3 separate regions of the Mus musculus genome follow, and regions 1 and 3 are each linked to region 2. The links are chromatin loops, found by intact Hi-C in ENCODE. Cell type or tissue: heart. All regions are shown on one strand.

Evidence for each region. Peaks named below come from ENCODE experiments on the same cell type or tissue, not always from the same donor. Only the 100,000 strongest peaks of a DNase experiment are listed, where the experiment ranks them.
Region 1: a loop joins it to region 2, with 2.4 times the contacts of the local background. A loop is called at or near these places in 3 of 42 quality-filtered maps.
Region 3: a loop joins it to region 2, with 3 times the contacts of the local background. A loop is called at or near these places in 17 of 42 quality-filtered maps.

Annotation. Positions count from the first base shown.
Region 1 is chr14:74,817,175-74,825,174 of GRCm38, forward strand. It overlaps Lrch1 (leucine-rich repeats and calponin homology (CH) domain containing 1), which reads right to left. Exons shown (of 19, transcript NM_001252132.1): 5 at 2,320-2,456; 6 at 1,318-1,445. Gm52135 (a long non-coding RNA gene) reads left to right here and starts at 1,444. Exons shown (of 3, transcript XR_003951185.1): 1 at 1,444-1,543; 2 at 6,287-6,542; 3 at 6,723-8,000. In heart, no CTCF peak of the experiment used is centred here; a DNase peak (open chromatin) is centred at 3,297; H3K27ac peaks cover 1,009 bases.
Region 2 is chr14:74,945,051-74,953,050 of GRCm38, forward strand. It overlaps Lrch1 (leucine-rich repeats and calponin homology (CH) domain containing 1), which reads right to left and starts at 2,827. Exons shown (of 19, transcript NM_001252132.1): 1 at 2,334-2,827. The coding sequence starts at 2,610. In heart, CTCF peaks have their summits at 2,870 and 3,989 (motif pointing left); DNase peaks (open chromatin) are centred at 1,881, 2,851, 3,591 and 3,931; H3K4me3 peaks cover 3,219 bases; H3K27ac peaks cover 2,559 bases.
Region 3 is chr14:74,841,512-74,849,511 of GRCm38, forward strand. The region is part of intron 2 of Lrch1 (leucine-rich repeats and calponin homology (CH) domain containing 1); the gene reads right to left. Among named protein-coding and RNA genes, the nearest start is that of Gm52135, 27 kb to the left of the region's middle. In heart, no CTCF peak of the experiment used is centred here; a DNase peak (open chromatin) is centred at 6,290; H3K27ac peaks cover 4,170 bases.

The DNA of each region.
Region 1 (8,000 bases), 130 kb before region 2:
TTGGAAAAAAATCACAAAATTGACACCAAAGTACATCGATTAATAATGTGATTATGACTTCATTATATAAAACACATCATCATTATTGAAGTTATTGATATATGGCAACAGGCTGTCAGCCTAGTTCTAAGAAGTATTAAGATCACACACCTATAATGAAAACTTGTAACTGCCAAGGACATCATAAATTCTCTACTCAGGGTTTCCTCCTCTGAGGGACAACTTATTTCTTTGAAACAGTTACTAATTTTATCTTATTGACACATATATAGAAGCAGTAAGATATTTAATTATTTTATGTCCTAGGGTTGAAAACATTGTTTTCAGTCAATTTGAAAACCTTTCCAGTATTTAAGTATACCTTGCAATATAAATATAAAATTTTATATATATGTATATGTGTGTATAGTTATTTTGAAAGTGCCATTAGGATAGTTTGAAATTCCAAGCCATCCTGTTTAGCAAATCTCAAGGTCAAGGAAAAGACCTCTGCCCTGTAAAATTCTCAAGAAAAATGTGTGTTTCTTTAAGTGGGTCACTGTGGCTACTCTAGTCTCTGGATGCATAAGGCCTGTCTTACACCACAAATGTCCCAAGGATGCTTGAAAGGATTCTAACACTTACACATGAAACTGGAAATGGGGGGGGGGGGCGGTTAATACCTATACATTCTACATTTTAAAAACTGAAGCCTGCAGATCTTAACCTTAAGATACAAGAGCACACAGGTACACAGAAAATTTATAACTCTTAACATGTTTCAACTTGATACAGGTATTCAATCAAGAACAGCAAGTTTGAGATAGCAACTGGATATATGGCGATATCACACACACACACACACACACACACACACACATAGACATACAACACACACACACACACACACACACACACACAGCTTAGGCTGGCCTCAAATCCGTGACCCTCTTAACCCTGTCTCCTAAGTGCCAGGATCACAGGAGCATACTGCTACACCTAGCTTGAAGCGATCAATTTTTAAAATACAATAGTTTTTACAATAGAGTTTGCTATAGCCGTGCTAAGCATAAAGTCAGTACAGATCCTATTTAGAAGCATCCACACATGTCCTCAGGAAGCGCTGATTTCTGACGAGGAGAGGCTACACTACAGGGATTAGAGATTCCCCAGCATCATTTTTTTTTTTTTTTTTGTATGCCATTATTTTCTCAAACGCCAAGTCATAAACGTGAATTACGGGAACAAAGTGTACGGATGCTGACGTCAGGTTATCTGGGCAGCTGTGGCGAAGGGCATTCTACACAGCCTCTTTCAGGAAGGAAGGCATTAACTCACCTGTCTTCCACGTGTTGGTGTAAATGGGGCCTCTCTATGGTGGGGAGGTAAAGAGAGTCACTTGTCTTAATCTGGCATGCTTGTATGCTCAAATACTTAAATATGTGTACTTTTCCTTTCGTGCAAATCTGCGGAGAAATCAGTAATGCGTATTTATTTCTCAGTGACAAAACAAGATGTAAGTTCCAGGTCCCCGACCACGCAGTTTAATCTTGAGACTGTCATGGTAAGTAACTCCCTAACAATGGTCACTAAATACACAAGAGTTCTTAGGACTCTTTCCTCCACATTCCACTTTGGGCAGAAAATCCTGCTCAAGAAATACCTAACCTTTTCAAACTACTAAATTCTGACAAAAACATATGTAAGTGAAAAGAGGGTAAAATTTATTTTTAAAAAAAAATCAGACAGCATTGGGAATAAGTCCAACTCTAAAATATGGAAGAAAACGCAATTATCTTCAAGTTCACAGACAGCAACTAAGAGTTTAAAAGATCATCATAGATTTAATAAGTCATTAGGTTATTTAAGAAGAAAAGAAACTGTACAATATTTTCATTTGTACTGTGTAGCGTTCTCATAGTTTGATCTGTGTCTCAAAAAAGTCAATAATCATATTTTAAGACGTTTGAATTCCGTTTTCCCAGCTAATGTTCAAATAAGGCATGTGTGACCCCCTTTGTAGGCTATACAGCCTATGACAAGCGTCACATGTGTCGCTGAGTGGTTGGTACTTTATCAAACCTGAAACTCCGTCCTTGGATGGTTCAGACACGATGACAGGGATATGAGAACAGATGTGACAGTGCCACAGGCAACCTATCAGTCAGATTTACTGAAAGTCTCACTGTGTGTTTTGAGGGGGGTGGTGGGGTGCGGACTGCATCCCATCATGCCTAGCGCAGCCTCCGGTATGCAGAGAGAATCAGAGCAGGGGCTCTGTGGAGAGTCACTCGTGCCACTACTGTGCAGCCCTGGCCGTTGCTCTAGGCAGATCCTCACCTGCGCCGGAGGGGACTGCAGAGGGTTGTTCTCAAGCAGGAGCACCTGCAGCTGCTTCATCTCCCTGAAGCAGACGGGGATCACCAGCACCTTGTTGCAGGAAAAGTCAAACTTTACCAAGGGGAGATCTACTAGCTCTGAAAGAAGAGAGAAAGGGGGGGACATTAAAAAAAAAGTCTCAGAAAATGGCAGGATCAAGTGGCTGTGTAGTCAACTCAATAGTCAACTCTCTGTGTATCTAGAGATACGCAGGCTAGCAGCATCAACAGTGAGCCATGTTACCCGTATGAGACTCATGGCATGCGCGCATATAAAGAATCTCCCTGAATGGGGGACCGTTTCCCTGGACACTCACTCATACAAACTGTACTGGAAACACCTACCACTCACACCATCTAAAGAGCGTGTTTTCTTCCAGCAAAAGAATTGCACAAGCCATGCCACTCGGAGCATGTTCTAACTATATCCCATTTTCCCGACCCACTGGCTGATTAGGGATGCTATGCTATACAGAAAACCCTTATCTAGTCAATGTTCATGAGCTGGCACAGGCCCAGAATGAGTTTCAGTAAATATGCTCCCGATTTTGTCAAAGGGTCCCCATTGCTACCCTCCGATACATACTCAGTGTTATCTAATTTAGGATTTTTCAAAAGGACCCATAATTCCGATCTGGCTGGGCTTCGTCCCATCGCCTTCGAAGCTGCCCACAGCTCAACTCACAGGAGAGGATGTCCCATTTAGCCTGAGGTTCCCACCCAGTGGCATAATAAACACTCAGTAATTTCAAGCATTCCAACCAACGCTGACAGCTGCTAGGCACGAAGTCAAATATAATCCCATAGAGTGAAGCCAGGCTGAGGCACGCCAGGGCCTAGGGTGACGCTGGCAGATCTCTGAGCTGGCTGGGTGGTGACTACAGTGGGGTCACTTCAGAACAGTGCTCTGCATTTTGGGTATGGCAGCTGTTAAAGGCCAAAATATAGTGGCTTCAAATACTTCTGGCCTAAAGTGGAAGAGAGCCAGAAACTAGATAGGGAGAGGACTTGAAGGAGAGGACGGGAGCCTTTAAGAAGCACTAGCAGTTAGTCCCTTTTCCTTATCTACATGGCTGAGGCTTTCGATCAACTCTGCAGTACTATTTTAGCCCAGCCAGCACCACTCCCTTGGGGTGAGTGCTCCGTCTTCTCAGAACGCAAGGCCCTGGGAATGATAGGGGCTTTCCGTCTTTCACCTCTCAGTAGATTACTTGGTCTTACAGAATAGAGTAATTTTGAGACCAAAATTCTAGAAGGAAGAACAACACTCAACTCCCAGGTCTCATATAGTAAAGCCCATGTCAGCCTCAGGAACTGTATTTCAAAACAGATGTCAAGGAATCCCTATTTCTACTTTGACGGAGCAGTTCGAGTCCCCAACGGGGGCAGCCATGAGTCTCACGCCTTACTCCTAAAGGTTGTTTTGATACGGGTTGTGGGCACAGGGTGGAATTATGGGGGGGCAATTGTACATAGTGGAGGGGAAAGTTATGAAAGTGAACAGAAAGAAAAGGAGGTATTTCTATTGCTGGGATAAACACCATGACCAAAATCAACCCGGGAGGAGAGGTTTTATTTCAGCTTACAGCTTAGAGTCCATCATAAGGGTAAGTCGGGGCAGAAACTGATAGAGAGACCATGGAAGAGTGCTGCTTACTGCCTTGTTCCCTGTGGCTTGCTCAGCTTGCTTTCTTATAGCACCTAGGACTACCTGCCCAGGGATGAAACCACCCACAGTAGGCTGGAGCCCCCCACAATGGAACATTCATCAAGAAAATGCCCCCACAGACTTGCCTACAAGTTAATCGGGTGGAGGCATATTTTCTCACTCTGGCTCTCTTCCCAGATGGTCTAGCTTGTGTCAACTTGACAAGACAAACAAACAAACAAACAACAACAAAACCTAATCGGTATGGTTAGGATTTTCATGTTACAGTTTACAGACCAGCTAAAAAGGATGGGGATTCCCAGGGCAGGATGACTTCAAAGCTTGGCTGTCTCAACAATGTTAAAATAGGATGAGACCCTGTATTTTGTGGGCTTGTGTGATTCCTTTGCTACAAAAAGGGGGGCTTTTTAAACAATAGCTACTACATAGCAAGTATTCCCAGAAACTCTTTACCAACTAAAATGAAGACTCTAAATTATGACTAGCAGACCGGCTCCTCGGGGGAGTAGAGAATTTGCAGGCAAGCAGGTAAAGGAAACTTTTGATGATCGCCACTTCCCTGCCCTTTGGTTCCAACGTGTAGTGTAGGGGAAGACTCTACAGTCTCACAGTAGTGATGCCTTGGAGGGAATGACAGACTCGCAAGGCTGACCCACAAAAGGTCAAGGGACAGAGCAGGTAACGAGGAAAGCAAGCCAAGAAGGGCAGGAGGAGAAGCAGGGAAGCAGGAAGCAGGAGTCAAACAGGAGGAGGAAGAACAGGAAAAGAGGAAAGGAAAAGGAAGAGAAACAAGAGGAAAAGAAGAGGAAAAACAGCACAGAAGCAGGAAGAAGGGGAATGAGGAGGAGGAGGAGGAAGAAGAAGAGGAGGAGGAGGAGGAGGAGGCCGAGAAAGAACTCCACATTCCACTTTCCAGTCAAAGAGAGGCAAGAAATAAACACTTTAGTCCCCTGCCCTCCTGTCCTAAAAAAACAGAGTATGGCTTCCATCAGCTGTAGTAAAAACACACAAAACTGACTGAGGTAACTGGGCTGCAAACTTTATTTTTTCCCCTCCTCAAATTGAAAACATATGAGGAGAGATTTCCCCCAAGAGAACAAATGTAAGTAAATAAAGAGGGTCACTCATGGTGACCGGATACCATCAACACTTGTCAATTAGAGCTCTCTCCTCTGAGGCAGGAAAAAAAAACTTGATATTCTGTTGTTTTTTTTTTTTTAATTTGTTTTTTTTTTTTTTTTGAATAAAAACCGCATTCAGGGTAAACATAAGTTTTACCTTTGGGTATATTTTAAAATATCATAGCTGAGGATACATAGTTATAAAAGGAGAGTAAGTTATAACTGATCTTTATAGGGAAAAGAGTGTCCTTAAGGTGAGAGAGAAGCACTGAGAAAAACAGAAAAGTAGGCCCTGCAGGTGCTCCCTCCTCCCCTGTGCCACACTGTGACCACACAAGAATGTAATCGGTTTTCCCTTTGGAAATGGGTTCAATCATTTATGGCATTTCCACAGTGGTTATCGCAGGCACTCAAATGCAGCGGGGCTTCTTAATGCCTGAAAGGTTGTGCTGTACAGATAAACTGTGAATTAAAATTTTGTTTGTAGTTATCCTTAGTATTATTTGGTTTTATTATAATTAGGGAAAATAGTTTTATGCACTCAAAAGAAATGAGACTGTGCAGTGACAAATGGAAAAAGTAAACCTCCTTTTATGAGCTCATTCAAATAAGGCAATGACTCCCACACAGAGGTATTTTCTAATTCTTCTTTGAATGTAAGCCAGCGTGAGTAAGGTGAGAAACAGGGAAGGATAACCGAGCCCTCTACCATCCGCATGGTGCATTTTACAAAGCTCTTCTGCATGGGTTTAGGAGCTGTTTCCATGTCTGGAACAAGCAGTAACAGGATGGCAAAAACCAGGCAGCTTTCAAACTGCCACTAATAAATGCCAAGTGAACTAGGTGCCAACTGCTTCCAAGTGTGTGCTTTTGAACTGAGATGCCTTTCAAAAGACTCATATGGAAATCTGCTAACTGCAGAATCTTCCTACAAGTGTCTAGGCATATACATAGAGTTAAAAGGGAGTTAGTTACCTTCTAACTTCTAATGGGGCAACAATGTTCCTATACTAGACACCAGAGAATAACAAAACAAAACAAAAGCCCAATGCCAAGAATGGGTTACTTCTTCTGGAATTGTTGGCCAGTAAGGGCCCACCAGTTCTCAAACATTGCCAATGCTCTTGGTTTCTCTCCAGAACTTGACAGTTAAGACCCTGCTTCTGAAGATGCCACATATGTGAGTCATGGAACATAGCGAAATCGAGCTGGTGCCGTCGACCTGGAAGTGTCAGCCCACTGGCTAGCATTCACAGAGCTTGAAAGTGCTCTGTGAGCTTCCAGGGCAAGCCAGTGATCATCAGTCATACCCAGCTCTGAACCCTGGGAGCTACAACACAGACTGGCCTGGCAAGGCATGCCCACTGGTGTGATGGTGGCTCAATCATCATACAGGTAAAAAAAAAAAGCACATTCTGAATGGATTTAAGTCATCCCCACAAGATGAAAACTATACCTAGCACCATTAGAGATGGCTCGTTAGCTAAAAGGCCCCAAGGTAGAATCTACTACCATTCTGTTAAAAATTGACATTGTATTAAACTGACTCCAAATAACTCATTGTTATGTCCACAGTTCAGTACATCTCTCAACCCTCATCTGAGAAGCAATGGATGAACTGCAAACAGCCAAGGCCAAGAGAATGAGAGACTCACGCTAAATGGGAAAATATATACCCTACCCTCTCATCCCATGGCTTGGGGATCACTGAGGAAGAGAGGGTGAGAAAAAGCAGAAGACCCAGATGGTAGAGAACTCTAAGGAAACAGTGGCGTCTGGATAGAGCAGAGTGGCTCAGTGTATGAACCTGCAGCAGTTGTGACAGTACACATGGGATGGATGAAAGGCAAGCCTCAGCATGAAGGTGGAAATTGTCCACGAAAGCCTACTCCCAGCCAGGGAGTTACTGGCAACTGTTAGCTGCTAGGGGAGAGAGAGGAGGAGAGGGGACGGGGGGGGGGGGGGTGAGAGAAAAATTTTCTCTAAAAGAATAGCCCCTGGTGACCTGGCCATGCTTCTAATGGAAGGCCACCCATCCAAAAAATACTTGGGTAGCACAAATTGGGCTTGAGTTAAACAACCACAAAAATGATGAATAGCACACAAAGGTGGCTGGGCAGGGGGGCAGGGTTGGATTTAGTCAGAATTAGGGAAAGGGGAGTAAAATGATCAACTCATGTTATATGAAATTCTCAAAGAACTAATATAAATTTTTAAAGTATATTTTGGAAATCAACATAATCTCTGGAAAGTAGAGTATGTTTTAAAAGAAGTACCTGGCACTCTGCTCCCCATCTACTGTGTGTGTGTGTGGGGGGGGGGGGGATGATGGTTAGCTCTGATTGTCTTTCCTAGGTGAGTTAATATGGGAAGACGCCGCCCACTGTGGGCAGCACCATTCACTATAGAGGTCGTCCCTGTGCGAGTGGAGAAACACAAGCAAACAGGCATGATGCATTGGCTGTGGGCGTGACCAGTTCCCTCAAGTTCCTCCCACCTTGACTTCCTCACATGTAAGACTGGAACTATGAGCTAAAAATAATCCCTGTCCCCTGAGCTGCTTTTTATTAGGGCGTTTTATCATACAGAAGTGAACCGTGTGTATGTGTGCGCACATTTTATCTATGTACATGTATGTACATGTATGTACACGTGGAAGGCACAGTTGGCCATCAGGCCTCTTTCTCTATTGCTCTCTCTTTTGTTCTAATTTGTTTCAATATTTGATACAGGATCTCTGCTCTAAGTCTCCCTTCTATTTTGTGATTTAAAAACAACAACAACAACAACAACAACCCTGGCAAAAAGCAACTGAGAGGAGAACTCAGGGAGGAGAGTGTGCACTTATCTTGC
Region 2 (8,000 bases):
CTTAACAGAGAGAAAAGGCTCCCCACTACCCAAGTAAACTTATGAAAGGGTCTTGAGGATCGTCATAGTCCATCCTTAGATGTTTGAGCCCAGGAGAAGCCACTATCTGTATGGGATTTATTATTACCAAAGGTTCAACATCTCCCTCAACTCCCTTATGTGTAGGAAATGTCAACACCCCCCACGGAATGTCTTTATTTTGCTTTGTTGCTTTCACAAGTAAAGAATAATGCTCAATTTAATACACTCTTTGGGGGATGTGGGGGTGTATAGGCATGAAGAATGAGTCAGGGCCGCCTTAACCTGTAACGGAGGCTGGCCTGGAATTTACTACTAAGTCCAGACTGGCCTCCAACTACTGGGCTCACAGGCAAAGTCCCCGTGTCCAACCTAAGCATTTCTGGAGAAGAGAGGAATACTCACTCACATGTGTGACTCAGGTCAAGGCAAGCAATCCTTAACACATGTGAATGTTGAAACTTTTACATAAAACAACAGACTCTTCAGCTACTGTTTTTGTTTTTGCTTTTGTTTTCTTTATGGTATTGCCTTAAGTGCCCACAAACGTAGCTGACATTCTTTTGCCGCTGCTGCTCCAAAATAGTAACTGTTTTAGGGTGGAGAATTAGCATGAAGCCTCTTACTTTTGACTACTTAAGGATTTTAGGAGCATTAAAATATATGTAACACTCCTAATGCCTGGACACCTGCACACCCCACCGCACACAGAGAGAACAGGAAGGAAGGACCCTTTCCACACAGTGTCAACTCACAGAGGCGGTAACTGAAAGATGAACACCTCCCTCCACTACTTTTAAAGCAATGGTATTCTCAAAGACATGCCAGCACAGCACACATGCCAACTCTACCCAACCTTGGGAGGAATCATGAGTAATACTGAAGTGTTGGAATAACTCTAAGCCTGCTACTGAATAGCGCGAACACGTTAGCATGGGGCATTCTGATTCTCCATTCTGCAGTACACAGCCATTCTAACTATGGCAGATGGGAAGGAAAACATGGGGTGACTTTTTAAGGTTAATGATTCAGGCGACTCTTAGAATAACTTCTACTTGAGAAGCTGTAACTATGAGGTCCTATCAAGAGCCTCTCCAGCTGTTGAAAACTGAGTTCTGGAATTTCCCCTCTGCTTACCCATTCCTGACAATCCTTAAACCCAAATATCACCGTTTAATGACTCCAGAGGAGTGCTTCTAGCCTCCAATGGACTCAGAACTCCATCTAAATTTTCAATTGGTCTCCTGATTAAATGTTTATGGAATTAACCAGAAACCTAGCCTCCGAAAGCCACAGCTGGCTCCCCTGCCCCGCCCCCTAGTCTTCCTTTATAAGTAGCTGAAGGACCCCATCTGAAAGCCAAGCCATTCAGAAGCCTAAGAGACCTGATGCAAGTCGGAAGAGACAACGACAGTCGTGAGGTCTAGGCAATGGCACAAAAGTGGGGCACCCACTGCCCTGGGAAACGCTAGGCGCTCGCTGGGGTACAAATCGTCCCGCAAAGAACAGAACAGGATATGGTCGGAAACTTAAGTCAGATCTGCACGGATTCCCAAGGCCCCAACCCTCTTCCACCACCCTCCTTCCTGTTTATGGGTCCACTCCCACAACTCCGACTACTAAAGGGAAAGCAGACATCTCCAAAATATGTCAACACATGACACAACTTGAAGAAGCAGGCTGCTCTGTGGCGCGGGTTACAACTTGCCGGGCTCACACTGGCAAACAGGCTCACTTTAATTACTTTTCATTTACTATGCCACGCTTCCCCTCCAGGGCCCCCGCAAAGACCGGGGTTAGTGAGAACCGGGGAGCCCCGGTGGAGGGAACCAAAATGTGTGGGCGGAGAGCCAGACACCAGCCTCTGCTCGCACAGGCGCAGAACCAAGGTTGGCACCGCCTCTCTGGCTGCAGCAAGCCACGGTCGCGCGGCGCGGAGGCCGGGGCCCCGACACTACGCGGAGAGGACAGGGCTAGCCGACGGCCGGCCACCTTTGTCTGGCCTTCCCCACCCACCAGGACGCAGAATGCTTCCATGTAGAGGTCCACGACTTGGTTCGTGTTCTGGACTTGCTCGCGGTCGCCCGAGATGCCCCCACTTCCCGCGCGCCAGGAACAGCTCCTAGGCGCATCCCTGCGCTCCTGCACCACGGTCGCAGGTCGCCGGGGCCAGGAGGACCACCGTGCCCGCTACAACCACCGTGCTCGTTGCAGAACCCGCTCCTGCCGAGCCAATCTAGTAACACATTCGGGCCCGGCGGGAAGGAGCGACAGCCCGGCTCGCACACGCGTGGCCAGCCCCGGCCTTGTCTCACCTGCCCGAACCGTGTCCGAGAGGTCATGTCCCGGGGCCGTAGTCCTGGGAAACTCCTTCAGCTTCCTGGCGCTCAGGTTCAAGCCCCCAGAGTTGGCCGCCTCCTCCAGCGCGCGCTCCAAACCACGGTTCAAGGGCAGGTTGAAGCCGGTGCCGCCGGTGCCTCCGTGGTGCTGGTGGTGTTGGTGGTGTTGGTGGTGCTGGTGGAGATGCGGGTGCAGGGCGGTTACCGAGAGAGCGGGCGCGAAAGCTTGGGGTTCGCTTCCCGGCGTCGCCATCTTCTCCCGGTCCCCCGCCCCGCCGCTCCTGCGCGGGGTCACAGGTTTCCCCGGCGGTCCCGAGTCCCCGCAGCGCTCCCTCGAAAGCCGCGGGACTGCGGGAGGGGCGGCAAGCGGCGCAGAGGTGGAGGCAGCAGTTCGATCGCCAAGGTTTCCAGCCGGGGGAGCCAAGGGCTGCGGCGGCGGCAGCGACGGCAGCGGTGGCGCGCCTGTGTCTGCTCGTGCTCGCGCCCCCGCCCGCCGCTCCTCCTCCGCAGCTTGTTGGCGCTCCACCCCCGAAGCTGGCTGGAACTGGATGCACATTCTGGGTGACTTTCTCTCCAGCCCGACCCCTTGTAGTTTACACATCTGCGGGCCAGGGTATTTTGTCGGTTTCGTTTTTGTCTTCTGGGATTTTTTTTAAGCCGTTTATGAAAACCCAGGCGAGGCGGGAGACAAGATTTGGAATACAAGGTCACAGGGAGGAGAGTGGTTCTGGTTGATTGATCCAGAGTTGCCCCCAAAAGCAGTTTTTCCACTGTGGGTTTACCCTCACGGACGCCCCCTGGCATTTAGGTGCTTACCATACAAAATCTCTCACTAAATCCAGGAAATCTGTGAGTGGAAAAATTGCTTCCTTCAGCGAGAGGAAGTTAAAGCGAGCCGCGATCACCCCTGCAGAATTCGAACACGCAGCCCACAGTCACCAAAATTTTGCACCTTCACTACAGACCACAGGAACAAGAAAGACTTCAGGGCAAATAGACAAATCTATAGAGGAAGGGCTTTGAGAAAGGGTAATTTTTATGATAAAATACCCAAATTATTACTCCAAGCGTTAGAACGCCAAAGACCTAGTGATCACAAAGGTCATATCTTAAACCTAAGCCTAGGTACTATGAAATGTTCCGGGTGCGCCACCTTCTTATTCATGTGAGGCATGGGAACTGAACTGTCTGATTGCAAACAAATCTTCTGCCATGGGTTGACCTACAGTGGGCGCCTGAGCCAGGCCTTGCACCCCATGGAAGAGCCAGAGGACCTGTGTCACCTAAAGCCACCCAGCTGGAAGACTGATAAAGCCTCCATTCCCTTCCCACACCTTAACAGCCTGGGACCCAAAGCTTGATAGTCTCTATGGAGTGACTCGGCTTGGAGAAATGAGGCTGGAGTGAAGTATGGACATGATACAACTTTATCATACATACTACAGTAATGCAGATCTGTGATAGTCTAGGCAGCCGCGTGGACCTAATGACTTCTTGGGCTCAGCACTAAGTATGACATGATCTATGTCACTTGCATGGACTTCGCTACAGGGCTACCCCTTAATTCCTGAGATTCCAGGCTGAGAGCAAATCCTACTTATTCCGGAAGAAACAGGCGCCACCTAGTGGTGTGCCGCCCTCACCCCCCACCACCTTCCTCCTCTCTGGCTCCACTTCCTTCAAGTCTCTATGATTTCATAAACTGTGCCTTAAGCTTAGTTTTGTTTTCACCCTGTTCTGTAGGCGGTCTCTTCGATCTGTTGCTTCCTTTGTGGTGTAGAAGCATTTTCATTTCATTCAATCTTGCTTGACAGTTTTTGTAATCATTTCCTGTGAGCTTAGGGCTCTTTTCAGAGAATCCTTCCCAATTCCTGCATCATGGAGGGTTTTTTCCTGTTTTCCTTTGACCATTTAAGGTTTTTGAGTGTTATATTAAGTGCTTTGATCCATTTTGAATTGATCTTTGGGCAGGGCAAGATACAGAGATCCAGTTTAATTCTTCCACATGCAGAATCTAGCTTTCCCAGCGCGATGTGCCAGAGACCTTCTTTTCTCTGGTGTGTGCTTTGGGTACCTAGTGAGGTAGCCTTAGGTGCAGCTGCACTGATTCATTCCTGAATCTTCTGCTCCTTTGAGTTACGTGGTTTTGTGGCAACACCATGCTGTGTTTCTTCCTGCAGTTCTGTGATACTTAGAATCTTCTATTGCCATTCCTCCAGCCATTACCTTTTTTGTTCAGTATTGTTTTGACTACCCAGCATCATTTGAAATTTAGGTTGTCAATATCTAGGATGTTAAAAGAATGACAGAAAAATATTAAACACCCAAGAAATCTATCCAGTCAACAAATGGGCAGATGAAATGAACAGACACTTCTCAAAAGATAAAGTACAAATAATTTAAAAAAAAAAAAGATGCAAAATATGTTCAGAGTCCTTAACCAGGGGGAGCTGTAATCAAAACTGCAATGAGAATACATCTTACCACCAGATAAAATGGCTAGCACTAAAACAAACAGCATCGGATACTGATGAGAATGAAGGAGAGGAGGGGAAGGAAGACTTAGGTCCCTTTAGCAATAACATCAACTAGTATAGCCACTGTGGAAATCAACATGAAGGGTCTTCCAAAACTAAAATAAAGGTAGAACCACATTCTGATATTATATTATATACTGTGGTGGAATATTGAAAGATAAAGACAGAATGCCAGGTGCAGAAAATAAAAAGAAAATTAAAATAAAAAAAACAGAACATCTGTATAAAGAGTTCTGATCCAGCTGCAGCATTCTAGAGAATACACCCAGAGGAGCCTAAGCCAATACACTACAAATACACACACATCTGTGGCTCTATGGACAAGTTATAGAATCAGCCTGGGCATCTGAATAAAGAATAGGCAGTATTATATACACAGCGGAGTTTTGTTCAGTCATAAGGAAGAACAAAATTGTGTCATTTGCGAGGAAATGGATAGATCCAGAGTTCAGCATACTGTGCAATATATGCCAGACTCAGGAAGACAAATACTCTAACACAGAGAGTTGATGACCGAGAAAGGGGCCTATCTGGGAAGAGAAGGGGGACTTGTTTGATGGGACACCAGAGAAGATAATGGGAGGAGATATGAGAAAAGAACATAGCTAACTTTAACAAAAATGTCATTATGAAAATCTACAATCTTACACAATGAACATGCACTGCCCTGCTTTGCTTTCTAATGCTGTGATCAACGCCACGGCAAAAAGTAATTTAGAGAAAAAAAAAGGTTTACGCTTAGAGCTTAGCCATCCTGAGGAGAGGTCAGAGCAGTGGCAGGAGCTGAAGCAGTCGTTGGAGGAATGCTTCTTACTGGCTGGCTCCTCACAACTTGTTCCTCCTCCTCTTTTATACAACCCAAGACCACCTGCCCACACAAGGAACTGACTACAGTAGGCTGGGCCCCCCCCCCACATCAATCATCAATCAAGAAAATGCACCCACAGACTTACCTACAGGCCAACCTGATGGAGGCATTTTCTCAATTGAGGTTCCCTCCTCCTAGATGACCTTCTAGCTTGTGTGAAGTTGCCCCCCCCCAAAAAAAGCAAGCCAGCAAGCCTATACACTAATAAAAGGGTCTAACGTGACTTTGAAGTTACTTAAGTGAAAACATATTTACATCATATAAAAATTGATCTTTCTTTTTTCCCCTGTCCTCAGTGACCTTTTGCTTAAAATCTAGCAGGGAGATGAAGACTATTGCCCCCATCCCCAATGGACTACAAACCTAGGTCAGAACAAGAGGTAGACTGAATACACCCACCACAACAGGCATAAATAACTTCTTTTAAATAAAAATAGATTTAAATTTAAAAATCCTTTCTTAGAGGAGCAAAGACAATGAGTGTATACTTTGGATAAATATCCAAGTCCCCCCTACCGCCCCCCAGTGTCCTGTCCTGTCCTGGTCCTTGTAGTCTCTTGTATCTTGTGCAGATTTCCAACCTGCAAACTCTGTAACCAAATCCTCTTAGCCTCTCTCTCCTTCCCAGTATCTCAAAACCTACAGTATTCTGCATGTAAAGGCTGCACAATGTCTCATAGCAAGTTGCTATTTGCTGGGATAGCTCTAAAGTTTTAAATGATTTTTTTCTGCACAAAAGGAGGCGCTTTTTCTTCAAACTGAGAGGAATCCTTGCCTCTTGACACTAATCCTGAATATTTCTAAAAAAAAAAAAAAAAAAAAAAAAAAAAAAAAAAAAAAAAATCAAGATATGCCATGTGTCCTTTTGGATGGCTCTCATGCCGCTTCATTGTTTCTTCAAAAGCATGGACATGTCTCTTTTGTTAGATGCCCTGTTTATTTCATTTCTCCTAAAATTGGAGTCCTCTCCTTGTCATTGAGCATATAAGGTCTGTTAGGAGGGACTGTGTTGTGTCGTGCGGCTATTGCTGTTTCATTGGGAAATGAACTCACAACCATGCGGATCACCCAGAGGATCCTGACTGAGTTCCCTCCCAGGGTCTGGTGTCTCAGGTTCTCATCTCTGGTTTCTTTGAACTGTCTAGTAAACAGTGAGCTCTCCTGGGCTCCAAAGTTGGCACTCCCAACCCTGTAGCCTCATTATTTAACTATCCAAGAACTAAAAACACTCAGAAAAAAAAAAGTCAACCAAACATATACAGATTGTTTTTGCCCTTGTCATCCTTCCTGAAACAATATTATATTGGGAACTATTACACATGAATCAGATATTACAGGGAATCTAGAGAGAATTTAAGGTGAGTGGCAGGCTACAGGACTTCAGCATCTTCTGGACTCAGTGTCTGCAGGGAGGTCATACATCTAACCCCCCATGGAACCACTCTATTTGTAACATATTGTCTACTGAAACTCACCAAGAATTCTCTTTGAGTAGAAACCCAAAATCCAGTCCGTGTTCTATGGTCCCCTCTGCTCAAAGCTAACTGGACAAGAAGAAGCTGACACCATGCCCAGCCATCCACAGCCAATGAGGTCTCCCATCAATCTCTGGGTGAAAAATCAATCAAAAACACGTGGAGACCATGATCAAATCAGAACAGGCATTTGACCCCAAGATCAGCAGAGTTCAGCCTTATTTACATTTATTTATGTCAGTGTCCTCTAACCTCTCTGCGTTGGTTTCCTCATTCAAAAGAAAGAGGAGGAGGAGGACGAGGATGAGGAGGAGGAGGAGGAGGAGGACGAGGACGAGGAGGACGAGGAGGAGGAAGAGAAAGAAGAGGAAGAAGAGGAAGAGGAAGGAGGAGAAAAAGAAAAGAAAGAAAAAAAAAAGAAGCCAGAATATTCCCTAATGAACACCACCCTTTTCTGGTCACTCCCATACATGTTCTCAGTACCAAAGTATTCTCTTTGTAATATATCTGTAAATATTTGTCTTAAATACCTGTAAGTGATCAGGGCATGTGTGCTCACTAGCTTTCAAGGGCAGGGATTGGGCCTTTTGTTCTCATCCGTGTCTGGATGAGTCAATAAATCATGTTGCCTGACTGAGATCTTTCAGTTTTGCAAAGCAGCTAAAACCATCAACACGGATTTCTCTGAAGATTATAAATATAACTATCTTGACATGTTTCAGACATTTGGCTCGTGTTCCAGACCACTAGTCTGTGAGTCAGT
Region 3 (8,000 bases), 100 kb before region 2:
CTGTCCCTGCCCTGCCTGGGTAAACAGGACAGGGAGAGAGGAGAGGGACGAAGGCCTGGCTCCTACCTGGTCCTCTGATGTCACTTTTTCAGTAACTCCTCATCATAAACCAAGTAACAGGGCTCAAAAACATCTCTGGCTTTTTTTGTTTCCTGCCAAATACACAGGATGGATTCTCACACACTAGCACCTTGCCCTTTCTTGTTGTGGTAAATACTTAATATTAATTTGGGGGTTTCTACCCCACCTTGCACCTTGGATCATTCAGTTCTCTGATAAAAGACACACAAACTTTTATATTTATAACAAGCCTTAGTCACATGGGTAGATATCAACCCTCTATGGCTTTCAGTATCTACTTCCCCTATCACTAACCCCGAGGATAGGACTTGCTGTGCTCCTGCTGAGACACACCTACTCTGACTGGGCAGCCCTCATGGCTAGTTCTTTTTTTTTTTTTTTTTTTTTTTTTGTTCATAGCAGTTTTATGCATAATAGCCAGAAACTGGAAACAACCCAGATGTCCATCAACTGAGAACGGATAAAGAAAATGTAGTTCATTTACACAATGGAATACTACTCACCTATTAAAAACAAGGACATCATGAACTTTGTAGGCAGATGGATGGAACTAGAGAATATCCTGAGTGAGGTAACACAGACCGAAAAGGACATGTATGGTATGTACTCACTTATAAGTAGATATTAAACATAAAGTGCAGGATATCTACACTACAATCCGCATACCTAATTTTCTTATGTGAAAATATTTCTCTGGGTGATAAAGATTTAGTGCTCACTAACGGAATGTATATTAGTCTTAAGTCCTGAAACATGTGCTGTTGTTGACATGTATCTGTACTCTAGCCTGTCTTTTTTTTTAATTAGGTATTTATTTCATTTACATTTCCAATGCTATACCAAAAGTCCCCCACACCCTCCCACACCCACTCCCCCACCCACCCACTCCCACCTCTTGGCCCTGGCATTCCCCTGTACTGAGGCATAGAAGGTCTACACGACTAATGGGCCTCTTCTTCCATTGATGGCTGACCAGGCCATCTTCTGATACATATGCACCTAGAGACACGAGCTCTGGGGGAGTACTGGTTAGTTCATATTATTGTTCCACCTATAGGGTTGCAGATCCCCCCAGCTCCTTGGTTACTTCCTCCAGCTCCTCCATTGGGGGCCCTGTGACCCATCCAAAAGCTGACTGTGAGCATCCACTTCTGTGTTTGCTAGGCCCCGGCATAGCCTCACAAGAGACAGCTATATCTGGGTCCTTTCAGAAAATCTTGCTAGTGTATGAAATGGTGTCAGCGTTTAGAGGCTGATTATGGGATGGATCCCCGGGTATGGCATTCTCTACATGGTCCATCCTTTCGTCTCAGCTCCAAACTCTGTCTCTGTAGCTCCTTCCATGGGTGCTTTGCTCCCAATTCCAAGAAGGGGCAAAGCCACTTGATCTTTGGCAAGGGAGCTAAAACCATCCAGTGGAAGAAAGACAGCATTTTCAACAAATGGTGCTGGCACAACTGGCGGTTATCATGCAGAAGAATGCGAATTGATCCATTCCTACCTCCTTGTACTAAGGTCAAATCTAAGTGGATTAAGGAACTCCACATAAAACCAGAGACACTGAAACTTATAGAGGAGAAAGTGGGGAAAAGCCTCAAAGATATGGGCACAGGGGAAAAATTCCTGAATAGAACATCAATGGCTTGTGCTGTAAGATCAAGAATCCACAAATGGGACCTCATAAAATTGCAAAGCTTCTGTAAGGCAAAAGACACCGTCAATAAGACAAAAAGGCCACCAACAGATTGGGAAAGGATCTTTACCTATCCTAAATCAGATAGGGGACTAATATCCAATATACAAAGAACTCAAGAAGGTGGACTCCAGAATATCAAATATCCCCATTAAAAAATGGGCCTCAGAGCTAAACAAAGAATTCTCACCTGAGGAATACCGAATGGCTGAGAAGCACCTGAAAAAATGTTCAGCATCCTTAATCATCAGGGAAATGCAAATCAAAACAACCTTGAGATTCCACCTCACACCACTCAGAATGGCTAAGATCAAAAATTCAGGTTGACAGCAAATGCTGTCGAGGATGTGGAGAAAGAGGAACACTCCTCCATTGTTGGTGGGATTGCAAGCTTGTACAACCACTCTGGAAATCAGTCTGGCGGTTCCTCAGAAAATTAGACATAGTACTACCGGAGGATCCAGCAATACCTCTCCTGGGCATATATCCAGAAGATGTTCCAACCGGTAAGAAGGACACATGCTCCACTATGTTCATAGCAGCCTTATTTATAATAGCCAAAAGCTGGAAAGAACCCAGATGCCCCTCAACAGAGGAATGGATACAGAAAATGTGGTACATTTACACAATGGAGTACTACTAGCTATTAAAAAGAATGAATTTATGAAATTCGTAGGCAAATGGATGGACCTGGAGGGCATCATCCTGAGTGAGGTAACTCAATCACAAAGGAACTCACATGATATGTACTCACTGATAAGTGGATGTTAGCCCAGAAACTTAGAATACCCAAGATATAAGATACAATTTGTGAAACACATGAAGCTCGGGAAGAAAGAAGACCAAGGTATGGATACTTTGCCCCTTCATGGCTAGTTCTTTACACCATGGTGCCTTCTATCCACTGTTCCCTCTTTTCCTCATCCAGAGAACTGAAGCCCCGCCCACCTCTCTTCTGCCCAGCTATAGGCTGTAGACATCTTTACTCAACCAATGGTTTTAAACTAATGAGCAAGGCTATATAACATCCCTTGCTGTACAAGAAAATCTTGTTCCTGAGGACAAGCAACTTTGGGGGCCAGTATTTAGCATTACAATACACAGCAAAAGACCAAACCTCAACACTGCCTTCCTAAATTAAGGGATTCACAGGCCAAGATGTTTCTGATGGGTTTACTTTTAAGAGAGTATTATTTATATGTATCTTGACTGAAGAACTTATCAGTGTCCATTTTGAAGGCCTAAATTAATTACTTTTTGTTGGTTTATTTTAGAGATATTTTTCTTGAAAAAAATTTTTTAAACCATAGACATGTAATATTCTTTATCTGATTTCACTATCAAGGAATAATACAAAATATAACTGTGTGTGTACATGTTCTTCCCTTAATAAACTGACTTAGAAATGACTCAGAAGTAATTCATAGGAAATGCTTATCAACAATTTATCTGCTATGACCTTTGTGTTACTGTGCAGAATGAATACCAATTCCGGAACCACGAGGGAGGGACTGAATCCCACCTTTGCCAAAGCCTTCATTTCTATAGGCTGAGGCACACCATTTAATCTCTAAGGCCTTGCTAGCTAAAAAATGAACATAGTAAGAGCTACCATGGTCTGGTAAGATGGCTCAGCAGTTGAAGGAGCTTACCACCAATACTGATAATCTGAATTGAATCTTCAGGACCAATAGCAGAAGAGAAGAAACAGACTGCAGAAAGTGGTCTTCAAATCTCCACATATGCTAAATGACTCACACATGTGCACACACATAAATAAACAAACAAACAAACATAGAAGATATTTTAAAAGATCTACCTAGTAGGAGCTTCTAGATGCAAAAGTGCTTGGCCAAACACTAAATGAAAGCAAAGCCATCCATATCTTACTACTAATATGGTTTATAAGGAGAGTTAACAATAGAGCAGATAAGTGCTCAGCTACTTCAACTCATTGTCCTTAATTGCTTAAAATTCCAACTGATTTTAAGCACTGACTAGCAAGGGCAGGGGAGACACCACTGGAGACCTAAAAGACATAACTACTTATTAAGTATGGAAATCATCCAGATGCCCCAAGTCAAACAGGCACATTAAAAACCTGTAGGACAATTAGGAGAATTTTACCTAAGACATTTTATACTATTAAAGAGTATAATAATTACTCCGTTTAGTAAATAAGACTTTCCTACGCTCTAACAGGAAAAAAAAGATTAAAATAAGATTCTATGTTTCAATCAGTGAAAACATACAAGCTAAAAATAAATAGAATCAAAGACCTGCCAAACTGGGCTCTGCCCCCAGCCAAGTCCTGTCTTTAGTCCAGACAGTCAATGAGTTTTTCCCTGCAGTCATCCACCCGTTCATTCTCTAGCAAAACAAGAACCCTGGGATATACTTCTAGGTCTTCAGACAGTTATAGAAACAGTGATGTGAAATTATTTAATCTCCACAGAACTGATAAGAAAACACCTCAGGGCTGGAGTCACTAGACTGGTTTCAGTGTGGCCACACCAGACTTAGCCTTGGCAGCTCCTAGCAGAGAGAGGGCATAAACACCTGGACTGACTGCTGGAGGATGACTGTCTGTGCTGGGCACCTGATCTGCAGGAAGCAGCCATTGCTTTAGCCAGGACGTTTCCTTGGCTGAGGGATTACCTCACCTGCTGTGAGATCTGCTCGCCTTCCCTGAAAGCATCATTGCTGTCTTCTGTTTTGCATATAGCACTTGCTAGTTTTCATACACACAGGGCAGTGAACAATATCCATAGAGGACCCATTCATTTTCCTGCTTCCTGCTTCCTGCTTCCTGCTTCCTGCAAAGCTTCTCACCCTGCCTTCCCTTAATGACTGAGTACTTCCCCCCTCCCCCACCTCCCCCCCCCTCCCCCCCCCCCCCCCCCCCAGCCAGCATAGCACTCCTAACCCCAGGCCCTTCCTTCCCACAGGAATGTGTGACAATTAACTACAAAAGCTGCCTTTGAGTTACCTCGTGATAGTATGGATGCACTTTAATTTTATGCTATAAATCTAAAATCAAATAAACACTATACTTATGCCTCATTGTAGAACAAAAGAAATATCTTACATAAATACTTCAATCTGAAAGTTTTGAACCCAGGGTCTCACGTGTTCTACTATTCTTCACTAACCTCAGCCCAGAGAAAGGATTGAGTTCAAGTTCAATGCACACACCCAATCTGGGAGCCCAAGTTTAAACCTCACTTTGAGAGCAACTGTGATAACTACAGCCTTGCCACTCCTGTCATCTGCAATCTTAAAATGCCTTAAAACTAGAAACGCACATGATTATTTCAATTATGACTTGAACTGGGTTCTTGGAAACTATGCCAATTAATTTCATGCCCACACATATAAAACGCATGTTTGCAGCAGGTCAGGGATTCAGTTTGAAAGGAGAACTCAACCAAATTCAGGCCCCCAGACTAAATCTTCAAAGGCAGGCCTCAGCATTCAGCACGATTCTGCAGTAGCTGCTGCACAGCCTTTCAGCTGTGCCTGCCTGTACCATATTTGGGGACTGCAACTGTACTGGTTTCCCACAATAACAGCCCATCAGTCTCCTCTTGAGTATAAATAACTCACTGCTTAAAATATTCCATATGTTTACAGCCCAACTGGGTAGCAACCACTGCTAAAAAATAACCACAGTTTGATTAGATAATGCCTCGGCCTCAGATCACTTCTCTCCTTACGACCAAGCTCGTTAAATTCAAAGAGCGTGGCAGTCACTGTAAAAACTCCAGCTTGAAATGTGCTTCATTTAAAATGAAAATACATGCTTAAAATCAAGGAAGAATCTTCCAAGAAAAAGTACTATACGTGAGAATGTTAATTTATCAAACACTTTCAAAACCAGCAACATAGGTTTGGGGGTTATACTGTTGTATGTGTTTGCAGGGAGGGTGTGCGTGTGTGTGTGTGTGTGTGTGTGTGTGTGTGTGTGTGTGTGTGTGTGTGGTGTGTATGTGTGCTCGCATGTGTATGTCATCCACCCTGGTTTTTGTGACAGGTTCCTTCATTGGCCTCTAACTCGACAAATAAGCTAGGCAGAGTGGCCAGCAAATTCTTAATACCCACCTGCTTTCTTAGTAACAGGTTTATCAAAGCTCATGGGTCATCCCTCCATGCATTCACTCTGAGATTTAGGAACAGCACAAGCAACCCAGAAGATGGCGAGAGAAAGGCACAGACTTTCCGGCCGGAAGCAATAAAACGCTGCACTAGTAATAGTTAATGATTGGTCCCTGCAAAAGAGGATGAAGGAAAGGGGTCAGGATAATTCTGAGATCACCAGCCGTTGTGACAGAGAAGAATAAAAACATCAAAGAAAGCGAGAAAGAAGCCAAGGTACATAAGAAATGACCTTAGTCTTAGTTACTTTTCCATAGCTGTGGTAAAACACCACAACCAAGGCAACACAGAGAAAACCTCCTCTGGCTTACGGTTCCGGAGGTACACTGGTCCATGACGTCAGAGCGGAAGTAGCAGGCTGAACCACAAGCAGGAAACAAAGAGAGCTAGCTGGGAATTGCCTGTGGCTAATGAAACCTCAAAGCCTGCCTCCACCATCAAACCCAAACTCCACCCCTAACACACACACACACACACACACACACACACACACACACACACACGTGACGCACCTCATCCAGTAAGGCCATACCCCCTAAGCCTTCCCAAACAGCCTCAGAAACTGGGGACCAAGTATTTAAACATAGGAGTCTACAGGGCCATCCTCATTCAAACCTCTACACTTAAGTTTGGCTCATGCTGGATTTTGAGGTATAAATGAGACATCCAAGAGAACCGGGATGGTAGGCAAGGAAGGAAGGAAGGAGTGATGTTCAAGGGAGCCAAACAGATGGAGAATAAAGTTGAGACTTGTGAGACAGGAGGTCTTAGAGGTAGCTGTAGGGACCAAAGCTTTGGGAAACTCCAACTTTAAATAAGTGCAGGAAGAGAGAATATTCAGACTTCAGAGCTGAGAAGAAAGAGGAAGAAGCAGAAAAGCCCCAGGAAAGGGTGATCAAGGAAGGGAAACATTGCTGGCATCATTACCAAACAAAATCTCACTATTTCCCACAGCTCCTGAAGCTATGCAAATTTTTCTGCTCATGAAGCTATGCAAAGCTCCTGAAATTATGAAAGGTGTGGGGCAATGGGCTACGCGCAGACAGCCTGGTTTCATGAGAGAACTCCTTCTGTCCCATGTAAGTGAATTACCACTACCGGTTCCCGGGGTTCAAGATCTAGTCTCGACTGGAAACCAAGCTATCTGTGCATAGCCCATTGCCCCACAAAAAGGTATATAAACAGTTCTGCTTCCTCCCTGTCAGGACCAGGCAACATCACTCTGAACTACAACCAATTATATACTACCTGTGATAGTATTTTTCTGCAGTATATAAGCTATAGAGCCTTCCTATGGGATTTCTGGAGAGCTAAGTATAAAAGTTTGGTGACTTCCAAGGAATAAAGAAGAGAAACTTCCTTTAGACAACGATAAAGGATTCCTGGCTAGTGCTATGGATTCTATCTAAGATCACTGTAACCAAACACTCAATGGTCACCACAGGGAAGTTAAGCTATTTTCCAGGGTACATTCTGGCTAAAGGACACAGTGGCCTCATGGAAGACATCATCTACAAGTGGAGAGTGCTCCTAAGTAGTTGCCTGAACTCCCTGTAGGGCTCTCATTCAACTTACTAACTAAAAGCAAGTGAACTCTCAAAGCACACAGGTCATTCTGTGGTTCTGCTTCGCCACCTGCAGCCAACGGGACCCTCACACTCCTTACAATACTTGATCTAGACGTGAAAGAATCTGTAACCTCTGGGAAATATTTTCTCCATCTATAGCCCTGTTCAATGAGCTCACTGCTGTGCAACTCATCCACATCATGATAGAATTCTGAACTAGTGCCAAGAATGTAGGCGACGCCAGCCCATAGGCTAAGGACCCAAGAGGAAACAAGGCAGGAGGAAGAAGCCCATTAGCACAGGCATCCTCTCCAGCTGCTTCCAGGCGGCTAGAAGGAGAGCAACCCTGCTCTCCCACTCCCACAGGACAAGGGTCCACATGAGCTGCTTTCTTCTTCTTCTTCTTCTTCTTCTTCTTCTTCTTCTTCTTCTTCTTCTTCTTCTTCTTCTTCTTCTTCTTCTTCATTAATGTATTTTCTTACACACCATATTTTATTCCCCTC